3 separate regions of the Mus musculus genome follow, and regions 1 and 3 are each linked to region 2. Evidence: chromatin loops called from intact Hi-C (ENCODE). Cell type or tissue: left cerebral cortex. All regions are shown on one strand.

The links. Hi-C counts contacts between places; a loop is a spot of excess contacts. Peaks named below come from ENCODE experiments on the same cell type or tissue, not always from the same donor. Only the 100,000 strongest peaks of a DNase experiment are listed, where the experiment ranks them.
Region 1: a loop joins it to region 2, with 2.3 times the contacts of the local background. A loop is called at or near these places in 6 of 42 quality-filtered maps.
Region 3: a loop joins it to region 2, with 3.0 times the contacts of the local background. A loop is called at or near these places in 13 of 42 quality-filtered maps.

Annotation. Positions count from the first base shown.
Region 1 is chr6:56,605,464-56,613,463 of GRCm38, forward strand. It overlaps a transcript of Pde1c not described here. Among named protein-coding and RNA genes, the nearest start is that of Gm22493, 8.5 kb to the left of the region's middle. In left cerebral cortex, a CTCF peak has its summit at 3,004 (motif pointing left); DNase peaks (open chromatin) are centred at 3,003 and 7,543.
Region 2 is chr6:56,684,745-56,692,744 of GRCm38, forward strand. No RefSeq gene overlaps it. Among named protein-coding and RNA genes, the nearest start is that of Lsm5, 16 kb to the right of the region's middle. In left cerebral cortex, a CTCF peak has its summit at 6,704 (motif pointing left); DNase peaks (open chromatin) are centred at 3,707, 3,965 and 6,698.
Region 3 is chr6:56,062,243-56,070,242 of GRCm38, forward strand. It overlaps Pde1c (phosphodiesterase 1C), which reads right to left. Exons shown (of 19, transcript NM_001159953.1): 19 at 7,562-8,000. Among named protein-coding and RNA genes, the nearest start is that of Ppp1r17, 49 kb to the left of the region's middle. In left cerebral cortex, a CTCF peak has its summit at 4,602 (motif pointing right); DNase peaks (open chromatin) are centred at 1,649 and 4,636.

The DNA.
Region 1 (8,000 bases), 79 kb before region 2:
TAGCTGAGAGGACATAGACTGGGACCAAATGATCTGGATCTTGGTACTCGCTCCTTAAAGCATCATAGCTTTCCAAAACCTCTTCACTCCCTCTTCACCATTTCAATCGACTTCTCCCTGTGTTTCATAGTGCTTACTCCCCACCAGCTTCCCTCATCTGCACTCCCTTGGGTTTGTGTTCATAATCAGACGGACAGCAAATTCTTAAACTGTGATCCATGGCCTCATATGGGTTGCATAACTGAATGTAGGATCAAAAAAATTTTTGTCTCTTGCACATCAACCAAATACTAATTCAAAATCAAAACCATAATGAATCCTGGATATTTCTAGCAGTGTTTTCCCATGTTGTATCATGGTGTATCATTCACTATAGCCTTGATTCTGAACACACAGACATATGCACTTTGCACTGCACCCACCATGTGCGATACAGCACCAACAATACTATCTTAAACACCTCAGCTCAGAGTTGAGACTTACTATAAGTTATAAGCTACAGTGTTATCACTGGACATACAAACCTTTCTGCTCTTACAGAGACATAATATTTTAATTGCAGAAAACAAAGACGTTAATTATTTTTTTTCCTTCTGTCATTCCTCGGTGTATATCTAATTAGTATACTTTGGATTATAACATTAGAAAGTGTGGGCTTGTTTTCAGAATTCTATTTGAGTTGCTGGCTTAAGTTTTAATCTAAAACAATTATTAAATGAATTTTGACTTGGGATTAGGACAGAGTTTCAAGCAATTTCTAAATTGATCCTAACCAGACTTTTGATTTTATACAATATATTATGACAATTGGTCTGCTTCGTGTGAAGGAGAATTCCTAAAAAGAAGCAGTGTTGAAGAAGGCTAATTAAAACTTCACTGACTGCGGAGAGTTTAGAATGTAGCAGGTCTAGAGTCTGATGACAGTTTCTCTTGTGCTATCTTTAGCTCCCTAAAAAGTAGTTGCTTGCCTACTTCTTTGACTGACCTAACTTCTGATAGATTAAAATCTTGGGAATGTATTGACTTACTAAAAATCCTGTTAACAACAATATGAACTAACAAGTACCTCCTGAACTCGTGTCTCTAGCTGCATATGTAGCAGATGACCTAGTTGGCCATCACTGGGAGGAGAGGCCCTTGGTCTTGCAAAGATTATATGCCATACAGGGGATTGCCAGGGCCAGGAAGCAGGAGTGGGTGGGTTGGGGAGCAGAGATGAGGGAGGGTATAGGGGACTTTTGGGATAGCATTTGAAATGTAAATGAAGAAAATATCTAATAAAAATTGTTTAAAAATTTAAAAATAAATGAAAATAAAAATCCTGTTATCTGCTCATCAAAGGACTAAGAATCCCAACAGATAGATAGCATCTGAGGCCAATCTGCCTGGCTGTAGCCCACTTCCCTGAGGTTCCTTTTCATCAATGTAACTTGTAAATGCTTGATTTAGGACTTTCTTCATCCTGCTACTATACAACTTCAGAAAACTGCTTCTATGGGGGAACATAGAACGCGGAATAATCTGGCTTCACATTTTTCAAGCCATGGTCATTCGTTTGGCTCCAGAAATAAACTCCCTCTTATTGCCTTTGAAGTGAGAGCTGTGGTTTTGCACTAACGACAGCATCAAAAATATCCGTCAGTTCTGACAAAAGTTAAAGATGCTCCCTGTCCTCCACAGCCATAGCCTACATCCAGGAGCTAATTCTTTAATGAAGATTAATAAACATGTTCATCTCAGTCTGCAATTTTGATTCTATCTTGAAGAAATAGCAACATCATATTATACAAAAGAATTGTTTTAAAATGAATTTTACTATGGTTTATTTGGCAGACACTCACAGAATCTAGAGTTCTGCCCAAGAAGGCATGTGCTGGAGGGATGGCACTTCCCTTTGTCAAGATCTGCACTCAGAACATCTGTCACCATCTGGCAAGTCAGTGTTCACAGTGACCATATAATTTGTGTATAAGAAACTTAGGGGCCTGCTGTTGCTCAACAGTGAACAATTCAGAGAAAATGCCAAATGAAACGTGTTGGAACTTAATCTTTTTTTTATTAGGTATTTATTTCATTTACATTTCCAATGCTATCCCAAAAGTCCCCCACCCGCTCCCCCACCCACCCACTCCCACTTCTTGGCCCTGGTGTTCCCCTGTACTGAGGCAGATAAGTTTGCATGACCAATGGGCTTCTCTTTCCACTGATGGCCAACTAGGCCATCTTCTGATACATATGCAGCTAGAGACACGAGCTCCAGGGGGTACTGGTTAGTTCATATTGTTGTGGAACTTAAATCCATCTTCTTAAATTATGTTTTGTGGTGTCGTGGAATCTGACTTCAAAATGGAAATATTGTCAGAGAAAAGTCAATCTCCTAGATCTGAGGCAAGGTTATAGTGACAATTTTGGAATTTTGGTAGATTTTTTTAAACACAGAAATATTATAAGAATGTGCTTTCATTTTAATCCCAGGTGTGGGGATGTAGGGTTGCTTCAGACTGTTCACAGCAGCTGACATGGTTTTGCCAGCTGCAAACAGTTTCTGCAATTGTGTGACATTTGCAAGTCTGGAAACTTTGCAGAGGGTTCATAAATGGCAGGGCCCCAAGAGGTGAAGGGTGGCTGTTTGTTGTTTAGGGAGGCTGGTTGCAGTTTGTTAGTAGCTGTGATCAAAGAAGAAACAAAAGGAAAGAAATTAGATTCAGGGATTTCCCCCCCCCCCCCCCAATTCCTCTCCTCTTCTCTCTATCCTTGTTTCTCTCCCAATTAGTATTAGGGGGCAAAACCAGGGACATAAAGGGTAGGAAAAGAAGAACCCACAAAACAACACAGAGAAGCTACATGGGGTTAAATTGTCAGGGAAGATTTAGAAAAGAGATTTTCACCTAGAATTGGAGGACTAGCTTGGGTGCCCAGTTTTCTGCCCTTCTTCAAACTCCTAAGTGCCTAGTTCTTTTGAGATCTGATGCAGGTTTTTCTGTATCAACACCGCCATCTGGTGGTCATATGCTCTCTCTGCAACAATGTGTAGCTCACCGGAGCCAGCAGTGGTGCTGTAAAGGATTGATGCAGGTAGACAGAGGTCTAGATTTTGTATCCTATCTGGCTGGAGAGGCGTGCATTGTTGTAGTGCAAATGCTGGCAAATGTATCTCCAACATTTCCAGCATTAAAATTTATGTCCCTTCGAAGGGTTAAAAGGAAGGAAATGTGGTTGGATGACAGTATTTAGAGTTGGAACCTGTGGGGAAAGGTCAGGATTAAATAAAGTCACCAGGGTGGTGTCCTTGTGATTAAATTCTAGTGGCTTTGGAAGAGAAAGGAATAGAATATTCACACACTCCCTGCAGTTTGCTTTGTAAGAGCCTATAACACTCTCTGTTACCTGGGAGGTCTGCCAGCAAGAAGAGCATCACAGATTTAACCCCTCAACCTTGCATCTCCAGAACAATAAGCAAAAACAACCCTTTTTCTTTATAAAGTAACTCTGCCTCAAATACTTGGTCCTAGTAATTAAATGGATGGTAAAAATGTCCCTAAGTACATGATGTTGAAAGCACCTAGTTCCATACATGGTTTAATGCTCTCAGAAATTTGTCTTATGTTTAAAGTTTGCAATTTTAAGGCTTTCTGACCTGCACCGAGATACCCATATGAGGAGGACAGTAGCGTCATTAGCAGTCCTCTGACTGTGCTCCTCAACGCCGAATGCTATTACCTCACCAGAAGAAAGTGCACAGAGGACTTTTAATTTTAACTTTCATTTTGTTTTATTTCAGTTGCTTTATTCCTCCTACCCTTCTTGGACTGTGTCTGTCCACGTCCAATGTCAGTCTAACACAAGTCCACACCCTAACACACATCCCCAAAATGAATCAACAGATTCATCATGCTCTCACCAGAGTGGTTTTAGCCAAATATATCAACATGTATCCTGAAATGTCTCAGCGGGTTTGGAACTTAATGTTGCCTTCAAATGCTGGGAAGAATGGAAAGTAGCTGCTCCTGGGTGAACTTAAGTGATAGCCCATCAAGAGGCAGCATCTTCATTAACCAGAGGAGCCCAAACTGGATGGCATTGAGTATCAAGTTGGGAAATGCTGAGGTCAGTAAGGAGCACAGACTACAAAGGATGATGATTCTGCATCTGCCCTGTTAGAAATGTCCACTGAACCCTGCACCCTCCTTTGTATTGCATCTGCCCTGTTAGAAATGTCCACTGGACCCTGTACCCTCCTTTGTATTGCATCTGCCCTGCTAGAAATGTCCACTGAACCCTGCACCCTCCTTTGCATTGCATCTGCCCTGTTAGAAATGTCCACTGGACCCTGTACCCTCCTTTGTATTGCATCTGCCCTGTTAGAAATGTCCACTGGACCCTGTACCCTCCTTTGTATGTTAGCCCTGAATTTCTCAATGGCTCTGGTCACATACTTGACAATTTCAGTCAACGAAAAAGAAGCCATAACTATTTTCTCCCAAGCCTTTTTTACTTTTACATCCACTTTCATCTGGTATTCTAGGCCACACAGTTAACATGTTTTGTTCAGCCTGGAAAGGGGATACACACTTACAGATTCCACTGCAGGTCATTGCATGAGTAAAAATACCCAATCTAAGCCCCAACCTGTACCTCTTCTTTGGCCCTTTCCCAAATCTGACAAGGATTGGATGTTTAGGTGCATAACATCCATCTCCACACAGCCCACAGGGCCTTTGAACAAGCATGCTAACTGTTAGAGGCCAGAGATGTCTGAATGCAACTGAGGCTGAGAAGTGGCTGCACGTTTCCTTCAGGAAAGGGGCTGCCACAGGCATTGTGGCCCTTGAGTTGGACCCTTCTTTCTGTTCAGGAACTGAACTGCACCTGGGACTATGGTCTCAGGTGAGAGTGAGTCTGATCCTCGCAAGGGGCCATTCCAGCAAGCCAAATAAGGAGCAAGCCTGAGACAACCACCAGACTGGTGACATGAGGCCCAGACAGGGGACTAGCCTGAGATGGCCACTAGCCAAGCACCATACAGGCCTTGGGATGCAGACCCTGCCTAAGATGACCACTACACAGTTGTGTAATGCACGGGTGAGGCATAGCACTCCTGAGACCACTCCTGAGATGATACTAGATACTTAGAGACCCTGATCACCTCTAAGAGGAGCAAGTAAATGGTGGAGAAATGGAAGAGAAAGAGAAGCAGAAGGGTGTGGGCACAGTAAAGAGGGGCAGAACTGGAGACTCAAACATAGTGAGGAATGGCTTGATATGAGTAGTCATGACTATAGCAGCAGGGGTCTGTTACCACCAAAGGCCAGACGGCATCCCTGGTCTGGGCTGCCACCTAGGGAGTGTTGGTGCCTGAAGACTGTGCAGAACTGTCCTCACCCCTTACCTGGGCATCATGGGAGGGCTGGCCCTGGAGGCATGAAAGCAAGTGAACTCTGACCCCTCCCCTAGGCAGCTTCAGTACTTCGGTGAGCAGCCATTGCCAGAGTTGTGGATGACCCTGCCCTGAGGATATGATTGTGGAAGAGCTAGCCCTACCACTTATCCTCCCATGTGATGGCGTGGATGAGAAAGAGCTATCCTCCTTACCCATCACCACCTGCAGCAGGTGGGAGACCTGGCCCTGGGGTCAAGAAAACAGAAGAACTAGTCCTGCACCTCACGAGCTGCAGCACTTGGGAGAGCAGGCACCTCACCTAGGCAGCACAGTAGAGCTGACCCCAGTAACAGAGGAGTAGGGGAGCTAGCCCCAAGTGCATGAGCATGGTAGAGCCACACACATACACACACACACACACACACACACACACAAACACACACACACACACACAAACACACACACACACACACACACACACACAATTGTCTTTTGGTAACATGGGCAAGAAAGAGACGTTCTTCCACACCACCCCTTGCCACCTACAAAGCAGAGCTGTCCTCAAGGTCATCAGAGCAGGACAGCTATCCCTGCCCCTCACCTGTTACATCACTCAAGGGTGCAGGCCCTGTACCTCACCTGGGCAGCAGGGTAGAGCTTATGCTGGTTATGGTGGTTGTGGGTAAGCCAGCCCCAAAGGGATAAGTGCAAAAGATCTGTCTCTGCCTCTTGTCTTCCGGACAGTGGTGTGGATGAGGAAAATATGTCATCCACCTCTCCCTTGTCCCTTGTCATTTAGGGCAGGTAGGTGAGCTGCCCGTGAAGTCATGAAAGTGGGAGAACTGGCCATGTCTCTTAGCAACTGCAATACTCTTAGGACTGGGCCTGCACCTCGCCTGTGCAGTAGGGTAGAGCTGGCCTTGGTTTCGGCGGTTCCTGGTAACCCAACCCCAAAGGCACGAGAGTGGGAGAGCTAGGTGCTGACCAACTCTGATACATTTTAGGCCTAGGGCTTTGAAGTGGCCCACTCCAACATCAGCTTCATCAGCAAACTGCTGTAGTACATGAAGTGGCCCGTCCTACATTTCCAAAACAGGATCTCCATGACACGGGGCAACAACAGGATATCTGAGAGGAGTCCCAGTGAGGTTCCAGTATAGATAGAGTAACAGAAGGCAAAATCCTCGAACCTGACCAAGAAGTCATTGGAATGAACATTTGCAAGCAAAGAAACGTGGACAAAGGGTATACTGTGGGATACACTGTGACACATTACAGCTTCCACAATGAAATTTGGGGTATACTGTGGGATACAATAGGATACACAACAGATTCCACAATGAGATTTTTTTCTCTGTTGAGGGGGGGCAGAGTTGCAAGGTTAGAAGGCGGGTGTGAAGGAAGAGGGGGATAAGTGAAATTGGGATATATGATGTGAAGTTCACAAAGAACAATGAAAAGTTAAACACACACACACACAATTAATGAGGAGCTAGAAGGATTGCTCAGTGGTAAAAATCACTAGCTGCTCTTCCAGAAAACCCAAGTTTGATTACCACCATCTTCAGGGTAGCTCACAACCATCTGTAACTTCAGCTTGAGGGATCAGATGCACTCTACTGATCTCCTTTGGCACTGTGTGGATGTAGTGCAGACACATCCATGCAGTCAAAACACACAATACCAAAATAATAAATTTTTTAAAGAAAGTATTTACAAATCAAATATTAATAATGGACTACTAGAATATTAGAACCTTTAAAATCATTGGCAAAAAGACAATGGAATTAAATATGGATAAGGATTTCAATCTCCATGCCACCAAAGAACATGTAGGATTGGGGCTGCTGAGTCTCTGGTAACTCTGTTTAATACTTAAGACACTTCAGACTAATTTGTAAAGTGGCTGTGCCTGTTTATAGTTCCAATAGCAATTGCCAATCTTTTAAAAAACTCTTCCCTGTATTTGGAAGGATAAATGTTACTACTTTTCTATTCTATATCCTGGTTGGTATGAGAACATGAAATGCTGCACTGTTATGAAACAATCCTGGGCATCTATCAGAAGATGCAGGATAAAAGAAGCTCGGTACAAACACACTGTAAAGTCTTACTCAGTGTGGTGGGCTGCCTGCCTGAAAACGGCTTGCATAGACTCAGATGCTTGAATAATACACCCACAGTTGATGGAACTATTTGTGGAGGTTGAGAAGGTGTGGCCTTATTGGAGGAGCTGTGTCATTGTGGGTGGATTCTGAGGCTTCAAATGACTTCCACTATTCCCAGTGTTCTCTCTCTCTCTCTGCCTCTTGCTCTTAGATCAAAATGTGATCTCTCATCTGTTCCTGCTGCCATGCCTTTATACTGCCATCATGGACCAACTATCTGAAATCTTAATTTCAAAGAAACACTTTCTTTTATAAGTTGCTTGGTTATGTGTTTTATTACATCAATAGAAAAATAATTAATGCAGAGTTGACATTAATTATGAAGTAAGTTTTTGCTATGACAGACCTGACCTTACTGATTTTTTTTTTTGGAGGAATGTGAAAAAGTTTAGTGCTTTGGATCAGAAAAGCAGTTGAATGATATAAGTGGGGCTTACTGAGCCACTTACAAT
Region 2 (8,000 bases):
GCAGTGCTAAGCAGAAAAGAAAAAAAAACAAAAAACAAAAAGCAAAAAACAAAAACAAAAACAAAACACTGTAGCTGGATCACATTACCTATCCTCAAACTACCACAGAGCCATAGTGACAAAGTCAGTAATATAGAAACACACCCAGACCAATGTAAGATAATAGAAGTCACCAAAAAAAAAAAAAAAATCAACCAATACAGTATGGACACCTAATATTTGACAAATGTTTCAAATATATACACTGGGAAAAGCCTATTCAAATAACTGATGCCAGCAAAATCATATATCCACCCACAGAAAAATCTCTTTGATTTCACATAAAAGTCAACTGAAAATGGATCAGACAACTTCAGACATGAATCACCTATAAGACCTATATTTATATCACAAAGTGTTTCCTCTAGCAGTTTCAAACTATAGTCAAGAACTTTCTAGATAGAAGCCCAGCAACACAAGATCATGCTTCAAGAATAAATAAAGGTACATGAAATCAAAATGCTTCTTTATGGGGCTGGAGAGATGACTCAGAGGTTGGGTAATATTGTTCTTTTAGAGGTTCCAAGTTCAATTCCCAGCACTCACATGGCTGCTCACAACCATCTGATGTAGAATAGGATCTGATGCCCTCTTCTGATATGCAGAAGGAGACAAACAATACAGAAAATAAATAAATAAATAAATAAATAAATAAAATAGATAATAAATGAATAAATAAATCTTTTAAAAATGCCTCTTCGCGGCAAGATAAACTGTCATGAGAGTAAACAGACAACCTATATTTGCAGAAAATCTTCACCAGCTATATCTCAGATAAAGAGTTTATATTTTGAAAATATGAAGAACTGCAAAAATTGTATATCAAATGTATAAAACTGCCAGTTAATAAGTGGGGCAGTGAACTGAGCAGTCAGTCTTAAAAAAAAGAAAAGAAAAGAAAGAAAGTCATATGACCAATACATATTTTTTTACATGTTTAATCTCTATAACTATAAATTAAAACTACTCTGAGGACCCAGAGGCCTGCCCACCACCACAAGGTACCGGCAGGCAGAAGACACCCAGAGGCCCTCCCACCACTGCATGACCTGCCCTCCACGGGTGCCACTACAGTGTGAAATGTGTGGTGGAGGGAAACAGAACGGTTTGAGCACTATGAAGAGTTAGAGCTGGAGACCAAAGAGCCCTGACACCTGAGGTCATAGTGAAGTCTCAGCCGTGTGGCCACTCAGCAGCCAGGTTCTGTGACAAAGTCTGTGGCCCATGTTACCACCAAAAGTCATGCGGATGTCTCTGGTCTGCTGCCTGGAACCATACTGCCATTACAGGGCTGTGCAAAGCTGGCCCCACCCTCACTGGACTCTGTGTTCTCCCAGAGATAGGTGCCTGACCAGGTTCATTGCTGCCTTACACAGTAACAAGAGGAGGGGGTCAGTCTACATAGCCTCAGTAGAGTAATGGAATGAAAATGAGACCTGTATACACAACAGAATTCTTTTCACTGATAAGGAAAAGTGAAATTTGCAGGAAAATTAATGCACTTGGAAATGTATAGTTAAGACAGATACAGGAAAACAAGGATTGCATGTTCTCTCAGATGCAGGCCTGGGTTTCTAATTGTACACACGTGATGGCTCAGCAGGTGACAACAGTGAGTGCCACTAAGCCTGAGCTCGTGGGCTCTGTCCCAGGGCTGGACAGAATGGAGAGAACTGACTCCTACATACTCCCACACACAAATAAATCATGGAATACGTGTTTTTGTGTGAGAATGAGTGTAGGTAGAGGTCAGGAAACTAGAAAGGGGCCCATGAACCAGGGGAACAAAGAGGCTTAAAGGAGCCAGTGGGAAGGGCAATAGAGTGTGTGTTGTTTTAGAACACTGGAGAAAGTTTGAGACCACCATGCTAATTAAGACAATTAGGAATATAAAGAATCCTTTATCAAGAAAACCAGTGACTTAGCAAGCAGGCTCCTGACACAAAGAACTCTTGTCACAAAACTCCCCTTCCAGGCAGGGGAGGGACTTTAAAGTCAAAAGTCAAAAAGGCTGTAATCACATCACACCAGGAGCAGGATCTAGTGGCTCTGGGATTTTGTTGTTGGTGGTTTGTTGTTGTTGTTCTTGTTTTGTCTTTTTATGTTTTGTTTTTTTAATCACGTAGTCAAAATTTATTTCAAGGCCCGTGAAAACATTCAATCTAATCAAAACAGTACTATTTTTTAAATTATTTTATTTGCGTTTCAAATGTCCCATTTCCCAGCCTTCCCTCCAAAAATCTCCTATCCCATCCCCTCTCCCCTTTGCCTGTAAGAGGGTGTGCCCCCACCCACCCACCCACTCCTGCCTCACCCTTCTAGCATCCTCCTTCACTGGGGCATTAAGCTTCCAAAGGACCAAGTGCCTCTCTTCCCATTGATGCCAGATAAGGCAATCCTCTGCTACATAAGTATCGGGCCATGGACCTCTCATGTATACTCTGGCTGGTGGTTTACTCCCTGGGAGCTCTATGGGTTCTGGTTAGTTGACATTATTGTTCTTCCTATGGGGTTCAGCTCCTTCAGTCCTTCCCCTAACTCTTCCATTGGGGTCCGCAGGCTCAGACTAATAGTTGGCTGTGAGTATCTGCGTCTGTCTTTGTCAGGTGCTGGCAGAGTCTCTCAAAGGACAGTCATACCAGGCACCTGTCTGCAAGCACTTCATGACATCAGCAATAGTGTCAGAGTTATATGTCTGCGCATGAGGTAAACCCCAAGGCGGGGCAGTCCCAGGATGGCCTTTCCTTCAGTCTCTGCTCCATTTTTTTCTCCCTGCATTTTCCTCTAGACAGGAAAATGTTTATGAAGTTACAAGGACCCTTTAGAAGGGCATTAAATTATATTTAAGTACCTGTATATACAGGGCTAAACAGGCGTCATTTGTTTTCAGAACAAAGGACCACATCAAAAAAACAAATACTTCTACTTCAACATTTAGTTATTAAATAATTTTCCTAATGGGAAAACAAGTATTTTGTTGGTTTTCTTTAAAAGATCAAAAAAACAAAAACAAAAAACAAACAAACAAATAAACAAACAAACAAATAAACTTGTATAGCCAGGCATAGCAGTAGCCAAGATAAGTGGATCTCTATGAATTTGAGGAAATCTAGGGCTACATAATGAAACTCTGTCTAAAAAAGAAGGAAGGAAGGGAAGGGAAGGGGAAGGGGAAGGGGAAGAGGGAGGGGGAGGGGGAGGGGAAGGGGAAGGGGAGGGGGAGGGGGAGGGGAGGGGAGGGGAGGGGAGGGGAGGGGAGGGGAGGGGAGGGGAGGGGAGGGGAGGGGAGGGGAGGGGAGGGGAGGGGAGGGGAGGAAGAAATGTGTACAAATGAATAACTGTGTTCCTCCTTCAGTCCCATAGAAGCCTACTGATACGAGTTTCTTGTTTTGTTTTTTTCTAAAAATGCAATACAGATCTACACATGACCTCCGTTCACACAACGATGAGTAGGATGGCAAAGCTCACAAAAACTTATATATTTTTATATCTATAAAATATATTGATACACAAAACAATACAACTGTGGTATGGATTTTCCTCCTTGGATGTGTGATGGTTTCCTGTGAAAGCCCTCTCTGTTTGGCAGAGAACACTCACCAGCACGCAAGGTTCTAACAACAGAACTGAAATCCTTATTTTGCTCCAGTGGCTTCCTCTTCTGCCCACACTCACAGATTTCATTTCCATTTTAAGACACTGTCTTTCTAGTGGTTCACGCTAATTAACATTACGTAAAAGAATCTTGATTTCTGAATATTTTTAGTACTGTAAATGATGGATTTAGTAGCTGAATCTTAATAGGATTGTTGCATTGTATTGTCAAACTAATTCACAGCTACTGGAAAGTGTTCGACCTAAAATACAACTGAGAGGAGACTGTATCGTGAGCAGTGGAACACTGCATTGGATGGATAAATAAGGTACCTTTCATCAGTGGCCATTCACAAATTTGCCTTTACAAATGTGGAAGAAGCGGGTTGGGGATTTAGCTCAATGGTAGAGCGCTTGCCTAGCAAGTGCAAGGCCCTGGGTTTGGTCCTCAGCTCTGGGGAAAAAAAGACAAAACGTGGAAGAAATTGGCTTCAAATTCAGTACTTGTTCTTTTGATTTGTTTGTTTGTTTTCCCTTTCTACACATCACCTTGAAACACTGTAATAAGTGACTCTAAAGAATCAAGGCCCTTGCTTTCAGCTGCTGGGTGAAGCCACTCACATGACTGTTGTGCTAGCCTCCTGACTGAAAGGATAGCAGAATATTATTAATATTAATAGTGTCTGGGGTGGGCTCTCTGTCATGGCATGGGACTCAAGTTATACCAGTCATTGTTTGGCCACTCCCTCGCTTTCTGCTCCCTCTTTATCCCACCACCTCTTATAGGCAGGGGAAATCGAGGGGCGAAGGTTTTGTTGCTGAGTCGGTGGAGGTCAGGGAATCTTGAGGAAGAGAGGGAACAAGGATTGAAAGAGCCAGAGAGGTCAAAGACACCACAAGAAAACACAGAATCAACTAACCAGGTCACATAGTGGCTCACAGAGACTGAATCACCAACCAGAGAGCATGCATGAGGCAGATCTAGTCCGTTACACATATGTAACAGACATATGCCTTGGTCCTCATGTGGTACCTCTAACATCTGGAGCAAGGGCTGTCTCAGACTCTGTTGCCTGACTTTGGATCCCTCTCCCCTAACTGGATGGCCTTGTCTAACCTCAGTAGCAGAAGATGCACACTGTCCTACTACAACTTGATATGTCAGGGTGGGTTGATATCCATGGGAGGTCTCCTCTTCTCTGAGGAGAAGGAGAGGCAGGCATAGGGGGAGGGGAGGAGAAACGGAAGGTGGGGAAGCTGGGATTGAGATGTAAAGTAAATGAATGAATAAATAAATAAATAAATGAAAGACTTAAGGTTCTTTCTGCCACATTGCAAATTTCTCCATAGAAGTCCCCTTTCAAGGATATATGATCTGGATTCCCATGGACTTTTTCACATTTATGTAGCATAGGTCTATTGCTCTTTACCATATTATGGACATCTCTACTCCCAACAGTGGGCTGCCATAATAAATGCCAGTGGACACATCAGCTGGAAGATTGTCCACTATTTGTTAAGAAAATGGGCTGAGAAAATTGCCCCAGTGCTTGGAGCTCAACCAAAGCCACGTGTACTTGGCTGCTATAGAAGAACAGCAGCCACCCCCCCCCCCTGCCCCCAGGACACAGAGAAGCCAGCTTCTGCTGCTAAACAGGAGCAGCATCCAGTAAGTGAACCACCCAGGCCAGCAGGGGACCAACAGAAGCTGGGCGGTGGGAGTGAGACACCTTGTGTGAAAAGTGCCTGCTCACAGACCTCACAGCGACTGCCAGAACTCAGCCAGGTAAGGAGGTGGTGAGTCTTTTAGGACAGAGAAGGAGGAACCTTTGATCCTTAAAAACGTCTCATTTTTCAGAAGTGAGAAATCATTCGTTTACGTTTACGTTTACGTGCAGGATGGGAGGTGTGGAATCAGGTCAGTAACCTGACCTCCTAAATCGTATCAGTGTTGTGTGAGAGTGGATAGGGTGGGGAAAGCAAGAGAGGCAGGTGTGGGGGAGATCAACCAAAACTAAGTGTGTTTGAAAACGCCATAAGGAGAGCTGTTACTCTATTGTATATGTTACTCTAACTAAAGCATAAAGCTACGTTTTAATAAAAAAGAGGCTCTTCAGCAGTAAAAGGCCTCCATTCCCTGAGTTTGCTATATATCTAAGCTATTGCAGATGTTTTATATATATGGTCTCTATTAATCTTCACAAGCTTGAATGGTAGCTATTTCTCCCCCACCCCCCAAGTTAACAAGTTAGGAAATCAAAGCCAACAAAGTTAAGTGTGTAGTCTGTCCAAAGTCAAACAGCTGGCCAAGGTTAAGATTACAGTCCTGGGTGAGTCTAAGCCTACAGCTCATGTTTGTATTCACAACTCCGCATTCAAGCTGAAGCAGGGCGATTCAAAGCTCAGAACTGGCTTGAGATAAAATGTGAACTCAAGACTAGCCTGACTAATGTAGGGATCTCCTGTCCTTAATTTCAAACTATGGAATGTAGCTCAGTGGGTAGAGCATTTCCCTAGCAGGCATGAGGCAGAGTCCAGGGAAAGCACATTATTCTTCACAAATGAAAATTCGTTTCCTGCTTAAAATAATTTATTTACATTGATGTTTTTGACTACATGTGTTTGTATGAGGGTGTCAGATCCCCTGGAACAAGAGTTATAGACCATTGTAAGCTGCCATGTGGGTGCTGGGAATTGAATCCAGGTCCTCTGGAAGAACACCCAGTGTGTGTAACCTCTGAGCTCTAGTTCCTAAAATTGATTTCCTTTTTATAAAAGTATATACAGGGCATGGTTTGTGAGTGCCTTTAATACCAGAACTCGGGAGATAGAACTCTGAGTTTAAGGCCAGTCTGGTCTACATAGTGAGACCCTGAACAGAAAAAAAAAAAAAAAAAGTGGGGGTTGGGGGATAAAACAATAACATGAGTTAAACTCTCCCTGGCCTTATCTTGTGATCCAGCAGTAAGTACTGCAGAGTAGGTAACCAGAAACCAAGTTCTCCAGGAGCTACAGGGAGTGAAAAGTCACAGGCTCCGCACCTAACAGGCTGGTCCCACAGTGCCCTCTGGTGGTCAGTTGGAATCAAGAATGCTTTTGTTTTGTATTGTTTTTTGAGATAGGAGCTCACCCCAGGCTAGCCTGGAACTCACTATGTAAAATCCCGTTTTGTCTCAACCTCCTGAGTGCTGGAATTAGGGGCAGGAACCACCATCACTGTGCTTGGCTACATGAATTTTTCTTAAAGCTGAAAATGAAACCTTGATAACCAGATTCTGTCACTGTCACCCTTGGATAAGTAGATTTAATCTGCTTTCCATCCATCTTTTCCAGTAAATGTACCCTGACCTCACAGCCCAGGGGACTGGGTCTACAGGGCATGCACTGGCATCAAACTACCCTGAGATCACTACTTGGAGACGTCAGACAGTGTCTTTCTAAAGTGTGGTCCGCAGAGCACAAGAACTGATTTCCTGGTCCTTAGTAAACCCCAGTAGCACAATCTTGATAATTGTGCCTCCCTGCACTGATGGTCTATCAACCATGCCAGCAAACTATGCAAGTGCTGGTGCTGTTAAAAACAGCTTAAATTCTGAATTCTAACCTAAACAGGGAATAAGATTCATTTTCCTTGAAACCAGGACTTTGCATGGCATCCATACCAGATGCTATTTTCCCAGAAGTGAATAGCTGTACAAGATTGGGAAAGCCTTTAAAGTTGCTATGATGCATCCATGTAAGCTGTGAGTGGTGATGGTAAGAGGCCTTGAAGGATTTCCTAGAGGATAGAATACTACAATCATTCCCCCAGAGGCTTAACTAAACCAGGGAGCAAGAGCCAGGAACTTCTGTTAGTGGGTAAATAGGTCCTAGAATCCTGTTAGAAAGCTTGGGCTCATTTCTAGATGGTGGGTTCCTGAGGGATTTATAGCCATGTGAGAGCAATCATCCCTGTGGCTGGGGGCTGTGAGAGACATATATGATAAGGTAAGGGGACAGCCGGGAGTCAGAGAAGGCTGTCGTACCAGTGCGGCAGAGATGAGGGCTACTGGAGGCTTACAGGAACGCATAGACTTGGTAGCTTCAATCGGTGAACTATGTTTAACTTCTTTGTATGAAGTTTAGAATTTCTGAGGTTTACCCAACTTCAGATTCTTGTGTAGAAGCAGATAGCCACAAAACAAAAAGGATATGCATATTCCATCCAAGCAATTCAACCCCGTAGTAAATCAAATTAGTCCGTGAGAGCAGAGAGGACCAGGTGTGCAAACTAATCTCCCTGCACACAAAAGAAAGTGCCAGAAGTGGCAAAACAGCATTCCTCCCTTTCTTCTGTCTTTTTTCTGCTTTTGACATGTTGGCCAAAT
Region 3 (8,000 bases), 620 kb before region 2:
GCAGCATCCCTCCATGGTTCTGCATCAGTTCTTGTTTCCAGGTTCCCAAGCTGTTTGAGTTCCTGCCTTGACTTCCATCAATGATTCAGGATATGTAAGTTAATGAGCACTTTCACCCTCATTCTGCTTTTGTTCATGATGTTTCATCCGAGAAATGGTAACCATAACTAAAGCACTAACGCAAACAACAAAAATAATGGTAAGTGCAATTAGCGAAAGGCTAAGCAACCCCACACATGTGTAAAATTTGTGGGGTATTGTACTCTTCAAAATTAGACTTCTGCCGGGCGTGGTGGCACACGCCTTTAATCCCAGCACTCCAGAGGCAGAAGCAGGCGGATTTCTGAGTTCGAGGCCAGCCTGGTCTACAGAGTGAGTTCCAGGACAGCCAGGGCTATACAGAGAAACCCGGTCTTGAAAAACAAAAACAAAAACAAACAAACAAAATTAAACTTCCATTTGAGCTTTCCTTAGAGCCCCAAACCAGCATCTTAATCAAGTAATTATTGTCATATGAATTCTACAATTGCTAAATAGATTAAGTAATTTCTGTTCTGTTCTAAAGACCACCCTCTCTTTGCCCGGCTACACCACACGTTCCCATGTAATCAATGCCATCTTCACCCTCATCATTAGCAACATCATCAGGATCTTTCTCAAACTCCCTGTTCATGTTCTGTTGATTCCACTTTCCAATTTTAGATCTCCACATTCACATCCACTTCTGCCCTCAATTCCTCCCCGACTCTGAGATCTCCTTGCTGAATTATCAGTTTTGTCTCTTCTCAGATTCTAGAAAATTTTCTATTTGACAGCCACATGATCTTTGTAGCTTTAAATTTTATCCCACTAGGACCCTGTTAATATTTTGAAGAAAAAAAAGTGAGAAAGAAAGAAAAAGAAAAAGAAAAAGAAAGAAAAATAATCTTTTAATTACTTTTAATATCAAGTCTTCACTCTCTATTACAGCATTATAAAGCATATCTACTTTTGCCTTTGCCTATCCTAAGGAGCTTACCTCATACTAACCTCTCAAGTACTTACCACCCTAGCACAGTGTCAGTCTTTTCCTATTTATTAAACATATTCTCTTTGTTTGTGCTCTTTCTCCTCCTTAGAAAGTGCCTCTCTCTTCTCCAGATGCCTGAGCCTGCAGGTCTCCACTAAGATGAGAAGGGTCATTGGGATGTAAGAAGAAATAGTACCTCTCCTTTTCATGACAGTAGACCCATTGTGTCAACAACTGAAGTTGGTTGTATTAAATGACATCAGTGTCAAAGAGCTAACTGGAAAATCATACACACACACATAAGCACACACACACATACACACACACACACACACACACACACACACACACACACTTCATCAAAAGTACAAACCTGATGTGGAATATCTCCTTGAGTACTTACTTGGGAGCTGTCTTCCAGGGTCATGATACTAATAGTTGACTGACAGCAACTTAATAAACAAGGGTTTATTTTTCTGTCACACAACAGTAAGAACCAATGGCAATGCACAGGTTTGTCATCTCAGGGTAAACTGAGGCAGGCAGCCAGTGAGGGTCAGTGCTGAGAGCAGATGATAGAGGTTGATACCCAGATACCTACTGGGGCTTCTGCCTATGGCAGACAGCCAGTGATTAGAGAAATTACTCAGCAGACTTTTCTCTGAGAGAACAAAGCTTGATTCACTGGGGCTTGGCACTCCCTGCAGCCAGGGAACAGTCAACTCTTTTAACTCCCTGGGGCCAGTGAGAAAGAAAAGGAAAGAGAGAAAAATCATACATACACATACACATGCACATATATACACACACTGAGTAAATGAGGCAAAAGAGAAACTCCAATAACACCATACATACAAATTCATACACATAATTGGTGATAAAGTAGCTCCAACACACAGCCAAACAAAATTAACATATACACATACATACAGATTTGATGGATGGGACAAAGTTCCAACACACACTCTCATACTACAAACTTTACAAGATACATTCATACACATACATGTATACATAATACTTGGAGGGTAAAGAGAACAATATTCCAATGAGTTTATTTTTCTCCCATATTTGATATATATTCCAGCAAAATCATTTGAGCAGTATAAAATTGCAATGTGAATATGTTTTTGTTCTTTTCTAGTGAATGCCTATGAAAAAACAGTATGTTCCCCAATACCTTTTGAGAAATAACATAACATAGTATCGATAAAGAAAACAAATTATTCCCAAGAACCAATGTATATTTGTAACTAAGCAACTTGTTATAGATTAAAACAGTGTAAACAAGCAAGGTAGGTTTTTCAGCCAGTTTCTCTTACTGGAAGGCAGCAATTTGCAGTTACTTTAATTTATTCTTAAAATTGATCTTATAAGAATCTTAGAAGAATCACAAATCTAAACTTTTATATAAAAGTCAGTCATGTCTATTTTAAATCCTCAGAATGCATATCTACTGATCAGCAATTATTCATAAATCAGATCAGAAAGCTGAGAGCAAAAAATAGGTAGAAGAAATCAATTATCACCAGTCCAGTCTCAGTGAGAGTCATGCCAGCTAGTGCTGTCATTGTTCTTGTTCTCTGACCTTAAAAGGTCCATGGCTTAACTAATAAGAGTGTGTCTTTCTTTTTTTTTTTTTTTTTTTTTTTTTTTTTTTTTTTTTTTTTTTTTTTTCCATTTTTTATTAGGTATTTCGCTCATTTACATTTGCAATGCTATACCAAAAGTCCCCCATAGCCACCCACCCCTTCTCCCCTACCCACCCACTCCCCTTTTATGGCCCTGGCGTTCCCCTGTACTGGGGCATATAAAGTTTGCGTGTCCAATGGGCCTCTCTTTCCAGTGATGGCCGACTAGGCCATCTTTTGATGCATATGCAGCTAGAGTCAAGAGCTCCGGGGTACTGGTTAGTTCATAATGTTGTTCCACCTATAGGGTTGCAGATCCCTTTAGCTTCTTTGGTACTTTCTCTAGCTCCTTCATTGGGGGCCATGTGATCCATCCAATAGCCGACTGTGAGCATCCACTTCTATGTTTGCTAGGCCCAGGCATACTCTGACAAAAAAAAAAAAAAAAAAAAAAAAAAGCCAGTATCAAAAACATCCTAACTGCCGTCGGCGTGGTGCCACACACCTTTAATCCCAGCTATATCAGAGTGTGTCTTTCTAAATGTCAAATTGTTTCCTAAGATTTTCTACATCAGAGCCAGTATCAAAAACATCCTAACTGCCGTCGGCGTGGTGCCACACACCTTTAATCCCAGCACTCCAGAGGTAGAGACAGGCAGATTTCGGAGTTTGAGGCCATCCTGGTCTACAAAGTTTGTTCCAGGACAGCCAGGGTTATACAAAGAAACCCTGTCTCGAACCTCCCCTCCCCCTCAAAAAAGGTTCCCCTTCAACCTATGAAGTTGCTAGAAAAGCTAGGTTATCTTAACCTAGCTTTTCTAGCAACTTCATTTTTCCAATTGTTTTCTAAGGGTGGTGGTCATTGCTGACAGTCCACACTTCTAAGTTCTTTCCTAGGATGGTGATTAAATCACTAATCTGCTCCAGCACAATGCCTGAAAAAAGAGATCAAGCACTATTATTGTGAGTGGCAGAACTACTGCCCAGAGAGGATCTGGAAGCCCCCTTAAAGTTTTCATAGAATTCCGAGATTAAGAGGGATGTGAGGGCAGCAGGCAGAGCAGAACTCCATAACAGCATGAAGTCCTCTGGACAGGCATGTCAGGGTCATGCCTCAATCCAGGTGCACCCATCATGTCTTTGCTACCAGTGGGCCACATTCCACGAGTTCTAAAGTCATCTGTCATTCCTTCTGCATGGCCTTCATCAATCCAAGAGGTCAACAGTAAGACCTATGTATCAGATTCAGTAATGTAATCAGGGATCCAGGCCTTTTCTATCTTGGTGTTTAGTGTCATGCAAGGAGCTGAACTCCCAATTCCAGGTATGTGATTCTGTGTGGCCCTCCAGACTTTGGTGAGGGGCAGCTTCAATTCTCACTAAGTCAAGCCCACTTCAATTGGATGAACATGGAGAAAGTAGAGTGTCTTACAGCTCTTCCAGAAAAGGAAAGCACTGGCAAGGGCCTTATGATGGCTGTGAGGGTGTGCTGGTACAGTTCCTGGAATCTCACAAACTGGGAGGCCTAGCCAGAAGGACCAAGAGTTTGAGCAGCAACTTGGGCTACACAGTAAGAGCCTGTCTCAAGTCCACAGACAAAACAAAACAACTCCCATCCCCAGAGAAATAGATGTTGAGTTGACACGTCAGTGTACTAGGGATAATAAGAAGGAATTAATGCCAGTGTGTCTGCCTGTTGCTATTTGTTTTCACATTCAAATGTGTGACTAGTTTGTCTACTTAGAACTTTATCTCTTCTATTTCCTTTAGTGTCTATAGCTCATCTTCTAGTATTTCCTAAATTCAATTTTCTTTGTGAGTGTGGAGTTATTCATATATACACACACACATGCACATGTGTGCTCTCTCTCTCTCTCTCTCTCTCTCTCTCTCTCTCTCTCTCTCTCTCTCTCTCTCTCTCTCTCTCGATTGCCCAGAAGTCATTCTTCTGAAAGACACCAGGTGGCAGCAATGCCTAAGAAGTGGCTGACATAGTCCGGTTAGCCCCATGTAATTGAATCCATTTAAATAAATCAGGTAAGTTGGAGAAGTGGCTGTCTTTGCCAAGTCCTTGAGCCACTAATCATTATGGCTTCAGCCTCACTTCCAGAAATGAGAACAGCCTGAGTAACATCCACTAGTAGCACCATTTTTTTTGGCTTATGGACAGCCCAGACCCTACTGAATTTAAAGAATTGCCATACCGTACCATCACCTGGTCCACACTCTGCTACCAGACCACACTCTGACACTCTGGATTACTGCAAAGCCTACACACATGGACATTCCTGAGGTAGACACCTCGACAGACCTTCCCCTCTAAGGACTAGGATATCCTGTCTTCTCGGGGAATTTTGAATTTTAAAAAACAAAGCAGAGGAATATGGAACAAAATGGCATTCTAAAAACATTTTTGACATAATAAGAAACCTGGCCAGCAGAGCAGATCATTAAAATAAAGGAAGTATCGAGTCCTTTCCTGGATGTGGGTGCTGACTGGCTTTAGCACAGTGAAAAGTCTGGCTCACTGAAATAAGTAGCCTGGAGCTCTGCACTGGGAAACTGCTGTGGTGGTCTGGGTGAGAATGGCCCCCAGAGGCTCAGGTGTTTGAATACCAGTTGGTAACACTGTTTTAGTAGGTTCAGGGATATGGGCTTGCTGGAGGGAGTATGTCACACAGTGGGGGCTTTAAGATCTCATAACCCTGTGATATTCCCAGTCTGCTTTCTCTGGTTGGGGCTTGCAGTTTAAGATGTGATTCCTCAGCTTCTACTACAGCCATTATGTCTCCTGCTCATGGCCACACTTTCCCACCATGAGCCAAGAAATTATACAACAGGGAAAAGCTAAGATCTGTGTAATCCACTGATACCATGCTTTGCACTGTAATTTAGTGGTTCTTAACCTGTAGGTCACCACCCCTTTGGGGAATCACACATCAAATATCCTGCATATCAGATACTTAGATTATTGATAACAGTAGCAAAGTGAAAGAGCAATGACATCCTTTTATGTTTGGGGATCATCACAGCATTAGGAAAGTTGAGAACCACAGTGTACTCCCAGTACTCAGGGGACTGAGGCCAACCTGGGATACATAAAGCTACTATAACTGAACTACAAAGCTGTCACTTGTAGAGAAGGAACAGGCTCATGGAGAGTTAAACACAAGTCAAAACAAAGCATCATTTTTACCCGAGGAAGTAAGAGTCCCTCAGCCAAAAGAAAGTGAATTTGCTGTTGCACTTTAGAGAACAGCTCAGGTTTCAACATGCAGAAAACAGAAGACATTGCAAAGCTGTTGCTTTGCAGAAAAACAAATAACCTGCCATTTGTCCTAGGGATGGGACTGTAGATAGAAATCATAGACTCAAAATTAAGAGTCATCAGCCACACAGACATATCTTATCCCATGGGGAACCCAAAACCTCAGCAATGAGAGCTGGACTCTCAACTGCTGGCACGATCAGTGGGTGTGCACATACATGACAGCTATGGGAGGAAGCAGTAGAGTTTAATGCTCTCTTAGTGATGGTCAATGACTTGACCTTGTGTACATAAGTTTAGTAACTATATGGAAAAGAAAGAACTAGAACTCCTGAAGTTGATTATGGTCAGAGGCTGAGAATAAAAGAGACTGGATAGTTATTCTGATTTTTTCCTACCTAAGACTTGACCCATAGTAAAAGAAAATTGCCATTGTGAAGATTCTGTGAATTCTTTGTTGTTTCAGAAATGAGACATAAAATGATGTCAATTGTTTTCTAGAGTATGCTTTAAAAATACCCAGAATGTGTGTCATGTAATGGATGAAAAATGGGTTGCTCTACACATTCATGAGAAATTTAGGCTCAGTGCCAGAGCAAACAGGTGACAGTACAAGCCCAAGAATGTAGAGGCAAATATGTCCCTAAAGGACCCACAGTCAGCAAGACACCCTGCACCAAGGGACTGTTATCTGAATCATGTTGAGCCTTCAGGAAAGTTCTGTACAGTTGAGCTATAGGGTACATTAGAGAAGCAAAGCAACTGGGCTGGGATTCAGTGGAGTGATGGACAGAGGGGTAGATCCTATAAAAGACATGATGTAGTGGGTGGTCGGGGATTTCATAGGAAGTAGGAAGTAATAGTAGCACACAACTGTAACAGTTGGAGGGAGACTCAAGAACTCTAAAGTGTGGGAGATACAAAGCAAGGGGGTGTTGGGGTGCAGATTTTGTGTTTCTACCATATGGAGGAATACATGAAAGTCTTTAATACAGGATGATGTGCAAATAGCCACATGAGCATCAACTCCATGTAACGGCAGGTGAGGATGAACGCCCATGTCATGTCAGAGAACCTGTGAGGGACATCGTTCTCTCACTAGCGGTCTTATTTCTTTCTCGGGCTGGCGCTCCTCTCTCCATAAGGAATAAAAGCTAATAATTGCAGTATGTTCGCTCTAGTCAACCCCACACTATGCTGGGCGAGGCTTTATTATTACTTCACTTTCTTGTAAATGAAACAGAAGTTGACAATGATTATGTAACTCAGTTACAGAGGAAACTAAAGGCAGATCCAGGGTTTACTAATGAGTTTTCCTAACTCCAAAGCCCAGTTCCCAATCTTTAGCTAGGCAGCTTGCCCTGAAATGACAAGTATGCTGGTAACACGGGTGTTCTTCTACTGAGTAACCCCATTGTAAGTTTCTGCCATTAGCAAATTAACTTATTGAGTCTGAATGGACGAAAAGATTATATAATTACAATAATCTGCTACACAAATTCATAAACTGAAAGAGATGAGTCACACTAGTCACCTTAACAAGACAAACAATTCTGAATACTGCCAACCTGGGGACAGGGAGGGGGGCCTACTTTTCAAGTAAACTGCAAAATTCTAAGAAAAAAAGTTGACACATAGCCAAGGAAGTCCATTCAAAGCATTTTTTATTTGCTATAAGAATATAATCTTTCATTTTCTGCTTGTAAAACATAGTAGGCATTTATAAGCAATGTAGACTCTCCACATGTGAATGTTTATTGAACTAAAATTTTAGCAAAGATTGAAAAAAAAAATCACATCTTAAGAGAAAAAAAAAACCACAGAAAGAACAAACATCCTCAACACCCTACCCTCAATCAGCCATGAAAGAGAAGAACCACTGAGGCCTGTAAACTAAGTCAGGAAGTTTTAAGAGACAGGAAGGTCCCCCAAACCTTGTCAGTGTGTAGTCAAAGTGGCTCTTTGCATTCTGCATGAAAGTTTCTGCATGGTACCAAGTAGACAGTACCTGTGAGTTAAACTAATCCAGATGGAGGTACACTTCCAAGCTGCGGACAGCTTTTCTTGCTCAAATACTGGGTAGGGAACTAAG